2 separate regions of the Homo sapiens genome follow, and region 1 is linked to region 2. The links are chromatin loops, found by intact Hi-C in ENCODE. Cell type or tissue: tibial artery. All regions are shown on one strand. Links, peaks and the distances in the headings refer to the core of each region. The heading gives the core; the rest is flanking DNA. Region 1 overlaps ARHGEF15 (Rho guanine nucleotide exchange factor 15). Region 2 overlaps PFAS (phosphoribosylformylglycinamidine synthase).

Region 1 (2,903 bases), core at 258-2,757, 50 kb before region 2:
GATAATTAACAATCCTGGATAGCATAGAAGAGATGGTCATGATTGCCAAATAGATTTTCGGACAATAATTGCAATAGAAGCTCAAGGTGAGGGAAGGGAGTTAAAATGGTGCACTCACTTACTCTGGACCCGGCTCTTCACAATATCATATCCCCACGATTCCATGAGGTGGTTCCTATGCTTAGCCCCATTTCACAGATGAGGACACTGAGACCCAGGAAGGCTACAGATTTTTTTTTTTTTTGAGATGGAGTTTCTCTCTTGTCGACCAGGCTGGAGTGCAGTGGCACGCTCTTGGCTCCCTGCAACCTCCATCTCCCTGGGTCCAAGCCATTCTCCTGCCTCAGCCTCCCGAGTAGCTGGGATTACAGGCACCCGTCACCATGCCCGGCTAATTTTTGTATTTTTAGTAGAGACAGGGTTTCACCACGTTAGCCAGGCTGATCTTGAACTCCTGACTTCAGGTGATCCTTCTGCCGCGGCCTCCCAGAGTGCTGGGATTACAGATGTAAGCCACCGTGCCCGGCCTTCTATAAGATCACAGAATTGATAAGGGCCAGAGCTGGGATTCGAAACAAGGGCTGCTTATCTCTAGAGCCCTGGCCCTTGTCCCCTCACCTTTGTGGAGGTGGGATTTAGCTGGAGCTGAAGGTTAGTCTGCCCTCAGGTAGAAGCATGGTGGGGAGAGAACCAGGGAGTAGGGGTGGGGGTGTTCAGTACCTCCCCTCCACAGTTGCTGGAGGAGTATTCTGAGGAGCTTCATCAGGACTGTCCCCTGGAGAGAGAAGCCAGAGTGAAGAGAAAAAAAAACTCCAGGATCCCCAGCCAGGACTCCCGACTCCAGCCCCAGCAGGGATGGTTACTATAAAAACTGCAACTCTCTTCAGCACCAGAGCAGCAGCTGGTGGGGAAGCAAAGAGCCCAGTGCCTGTTGGGGATTGTAGTTTGCTGGGCTTTAGTTCCCCCCTGCCTCTCTCCTGTCCCCTCACAGCCCAGAGGTCCACTCCCCCAGGCCCTGCACCTGTTTGGATTCCATCTTCAGAAAGCAGATCAAGATCTGGCTGTGGGGGGTCCCCGAAAATGGTGGCATCCTGCCTGACACGAGTTGGTTTGGGAGGCTTGAGGAGTGGCAGGAGTTTGCGCTCAGCAGTGGAGCGGTAGGATGTGAGGACAACGGCAGGGTGACCGATGCTTGGAGGGTGGGGGCGGGAGCGAGAGGTCCGCAGCGGGGAGGCCCGACGGGGGACCCTGGGGACCTCCTCATAGCCCCCCACAGGCACCCATCTGAGCTCCAGGCCAGGCCGGGTGGTGTGGCAGACACAGGGGCAGCAGGGAGGGCAGGCCAGGCCAGCATCTGTGGGAGACAGGTAGCCTAAGGAGAAAGCCCTTGGGGCCCAGCTCCACCCCCGCCCAGACCATCTCCATCTTTAACCTGCCCAGCAACTGCAATATCAAGGTCCAGGCATCTATAGATCTCCTCCACCCTGACTCCCTTCAAATCCCGACATACAGAAACCAGATATCCCAAACATTAACTCCATTTTTGAAAAGGTAGCCCCTGAAAGTTGTTAGCACTGAAAACGGAGAAGATGGGTGGATTGAGGTCACCCAGCGCCCCCCACCCGCCACACTCACCTGGAGCACCGTTCTCCTGGGACCCACTCCCGGTGAGGGGAGCTTCTCTCTCCCCATTCACATCTGCTCTCGCTTGGAGACCTGGCTCCGGGGCATCTGCATCCTGAGCCCGGCCTTCAGCACCCCCTTCAAACCTGCCAGCCAGCCTCCGCACAGTGCCAGGAGCTGAGGCAGAGCCATTCTGAGCCAGGACTCCAGCCATGGGGAGCAGAGGCGTGCAGGGTGACCCAGACGGCTTGGGTGGGGGGACTGGAGACCGGGGAGCAGGTTCTGGGGAGGCGGAGCGCCGGGACACTGGACTAGGTGTGGGGGTGCTGGAAGGTGAGTCTGGGGAAGTCTGGGAGTCGAGGCTGGCTCTAGAAGCTGAGGGGGGCAAAAGAGCAGGGGGCTTGAGGGATGCAGCTGGGGGCTCCCAGAAGATGGGGGTGCACATTGGGGTTGGTGCATCATTGGAGTTTCGGGGTAGTTCTTGTGGAGAGGAGCCATTGTGGGGAGGCCCTGGGGACTGGGCAGCCCTGGAACGAGAAGGAGGGCGGGGGCGGATGATCCGAGGGGGCTTCTGCGTGGGGGGTGTTGCTGCAGGAAGGGACTGGGCTGACATCTTCCTCTGTGCTCTTCAAAGGAGTGAGGTGCTCTGCTGGAGTCATCCCCTGAGGAGGAGGGAGGGAAAGAGAAAGACCCTTAGTGCCCCACAGGGAGGGTAAACTGGGGCCACTGGAAGGCAGGATTTTGAAGTCAGGAGGGAAGGCTGGTGTGGGGGTTCCAGAGAATCCATAAAACTCAATACGGGATACAGCCGCTCCGTGTCTGCCCACTGAACCGTGTGTCCGTGGAGTGTGTTGTGGAGGTTTGTGTGTGGTTTGTGTAGGGGGTGGCATGGTGTGTTGTGAGTGTGCGAGTTCTGTGCTTGCCGGGTGGGTGTGCAGGGGGAGAGTGGAGCATACGGTGTGTGGTGTGTGGCCCTTTAGGAAGTTCTCGGTGTGAGTGTCTGAGATAGCGGTGCCAGGGTGGGTGTGCCATGTGTGTTCTGCGCTGTCTGGGTCTGGGTGCCGTGGGCGCGCCTGTCCGCCGGGCCTGGGCTGCGAGGCGTGCATCACTGTTTCCCTGCTCCACTGGCCCTCCGCCCCCCATTTCCCAGTTCCTCTCTCCGGACTCTCCCTTTCCGGATTATTTTTAGTCTCCTTTTCCTGCCATCAAGATTCTTGGAGCCTCTGACCCCCGGAGATGAGGAGGTCCTGGCGAGGTCTCTCCTGTCCTGCGTCTGATCA
Region 2 (2,903 bases), core at 181-2,680:
GCACAGCCACGGCGGGGAGGAAAGAGAAGGGCCAGTGGGCACTCCCACGTCTCATGTTGTTGCAAGAGAGATGGGTGGAAGCGGGCTGGGGCTGGCAGGGGTGGGAAAATGTCACACTTCAGGGGACGAGACCCACCTGGAAGCGGCTGGTGTAAATGATGGCTCCAGCTGGGTCACTCAGCTCTTTTAGGACATTGCCTGGTGAGAGGGTTGCAAGGAGAAGCAGTGACCTAGTGGTGGTCAGGCAACAAAGGGCAGTCCCTGGCCTCCAAAGGGGCCTGTAATTTGGTGTGTTCCTGTGTCAACTGCTGCCGCACCCTTACCACCAATCATCCCACGGCAGCAGGCTTCCACCCTTCCAACCCTGAACCTGTCTAGAATGTACAGAGCATGGAGAATGGGACCCAGAGCTGGGTGGTTGGTTGGAGATTCCTGATACCTCTCCCTAAACGAAACCTGGCAGGATACCAGGCAGGCCCAGTCTCTTGTTCCAACTCCTTTCCTCACCATTGCCACCAGCGCCCTGATCATGAAGGCTGCAGATGGGGTTTCCCTTGGGGGCCTCCACACAAGCCCTGATCACACGGTTCATCTTCTGTTCCATCTCCGGGTCTCCTCGCTGCACAGCCCCAAAGTCCAGGTCACTGGTGTTATCTCCCTGCACCTGGGGGCATATATGGCATAGCTCAGCTCAGCGAGACTGGAAGCTCCTATACGCTCCCCTATGCCTGGGGCCCGGTTATATCAAGGATTCTGCACCTTTAGCAATTCCCACTCACCTGCACAGATGAAGCAGCTCCACCTCCAACTCCAATCCTGTAGACGGGACCTCCAACCTTTACAACTTCCATGCCTGTAAGAAGGGAAGGCAGAATCAGAACACTGGGGAAGCCACGAGAAGAGGCCTCGAAAGCAAGGCAGCGTGAACACAGAGGAAGCTGATGTTAGGGAGAAGCCTGACCAGCTTTTTTTTTTTTGAGATGGAGTCTCGCTCTGTTGTCCAGGCTGAAGTACAGTGGTGTGATCTCAGCTCACTGCAACCTCCGTCTCCTGGGTTCAAGCGATATTCCTGCCTCAGCCTCCTGAGTAGCTGGGACTACAGGCGCCTGCTATCGTGCCCGGCTAATTTTTGTATTTTTTCAGTAGAGACAGGGTTTCACCATCTTGGCCAGGCTGGTCTCAAACTCCTGACCTCAGGTGATCCGCCCACCTCGGCCTCCCAAAGTGTTGGGATTACAGTCGTGAGCCACCCTGCCTAGCCCAGAAGCCTTACCACTTGACTGGGTTGATAGGAGAGTAAACTGATATCAACTACGGAGGACGATTTGGCAATAACAACCAAAATGACAAATGCACACAGTCTCTGATTGGGTAAATACACTTTGAGGAAGTCATCCCGCTGATTTATTTGCACAGGTATAAAATCACCTACTTACAAGATTAAACACCACAGTAACGTTTGTATTAGCAAGTACATGAAATAACCTAAAGGCTGACAACAGAGACCTCATTAAGTAAACTATGGTAAGTCTATACAATGAAAGACTAAGCCACCAAAAAAAGAGAATATAGGAATGTAATGAAGTAATATGATTTCATCAATATGAAATTATTTCCAAGATATACTGCTAAGCGAAAAATGAAAAAGGCAAAAATATCTATGTCTATTTACAGTAGCATCAAAAAGAATAAAAATAATTAGGAATAAATTTAACAATAGAAGTAAGGCTTATACACTAAAAACTTTTTTTTTTTTTGAGATGGGGTCTTGCTCGGTTGCCCAGGCTGGAGTGCAGTGATGCAATCTCGGCTCACTGCAACCTCTGGATGCGGAAGGGTCCTGAAGCCTGGGGGCTCCAGGGTAGAAACTGTGGGAGAACTCACCCATACTCCCAGCACTTTGGGAGACTGAGGCGGGCGGATCGCTTGAGCTCAGGAATTCGAGACCAGCCTGGCTAACACAGTGAAATCCAATCTTTACAAAAAATGCAAAAATTAGCCAGGCATGGTGGCCGGAGCTTGTAGTCTCAGCTACTCAGGAGGCTAAGGTGGGAGGATTGCCTGAGCCCGGAAGATGGAGGTTGCAGTGAGCTGAGATCGCACCACTGCACTCCAGCCTGGGTGACAGAGTGAGATCCCATCTCAAAAAAGAAAAAAGAAATAGGAAAGGATCTGAATAGATGTTTCTCTAAGGAAGATATACGCATAGCTAACTAGCATACGAAAACATGCTCGGCCAGGTGCGGTGGCTCACGCCTGTAATCCTAGCACTTTGGGAGGCTGAGGCGGGTGGATTACCTGAGCTCAGGAGTTTGAGACCAGCCTGGGCAACACGGTGAAACCCCATCTCTACTAAAATACAAAAGAAATTAGCTAGGTGTGGTGGCACGTGCCTGTAATCCCAGCTATTTGGGAGGCTGAGGCAGGGGAATTGCTTGAACCCGGGAGGCGGAGGTTGCAGTGAGCTGAGATTGCGCCATTGCACTCCAGCCTGAGTAACAGAGCAAGACTCTGTCTCTACAAAAAAAAAAAAGAAAGAAAGAAAACACGCTCAACATCATTAGTCATTAGAGAAAAACAAACCAAATCCACAATGAAATACTGCTTCATACCCACTATTATGCCTTACAATCAAAAGGACAGATATTAACAAGTGTTGTCAAGCATGTGGAGAAACTGGAACCCTCACACACTGCCAGAGAGAATGTAAAATGGTACAGCTGCTTTGGAAAACAGTTTGGCAATTTTTTGAAAAGCTGAACATAGTTACCACATGACCCAGCAATTCCACCCCTAGTTATATACCTGGGAGAAATTATAACATATGTTCATACAAAAACTTGTACATAGGCCGGGCGCGGTGGCTCACGCCTGTAATCCCAGCACTTTGGGAGGCTGAGGCA

What was found. Peaks named below come from ENCODE experiments on the same cell type or tissue, not always from the same donor. Only the 100,000 strongest peaks of a DNase experiment are listed, where the experiment ranks them.
Region 1: a loop joins it to region 2, with 2.6 times the contacts of the local background. A loop is called at or near these places in 18 of 110 quality-filtered maps.

What each region holds. Positions count from the first base shown.
Region 1 is chr17:8,311,373-8,314,275 of GRCh38, reverse strand. ARHGEF15 (Rho guanine nucleotide exchange factor 15) reads right to left here. Exons shown (of 16, transcript NM_173728.4): 2 at 1,636-2,285; 3 at 1,022-1,354; 4 at 721-775. The coding sequence starts at 2,236. Among named protein-coding and RNA genes, the nearest start is that of ARHGEF15, 2.6 kb to the right of the region's middle. RefSeq lists an enhancer at 666-1,167. In tibial artery, for the core only: no CTCF peak of the experiment used is centred there; no DNase peak of the experiment used is centred there; H3K4me3 peaks cover 284 bases; H3K27me3 peaks cover 2,500 bases.
Region 2 is chr17:8,260,870-8,263,772 of GRCh38, reverse strand. It overlaps PFAS (phosphoribosylformylglycinamidine synthase), which reads right to left. Exons shown (of 28, transcript NM_012393.3): 12 at 780-853; 13 at 508-664; 14 at 137-198. Among named protein-coding and RNA genes, the nearest start is that of PFAS, 13 kb to the right of the region's middle. In tibial artery, for the core only: no CTCF peak of the experiment used is centred there; no DNase peak of the experiment used is centred there.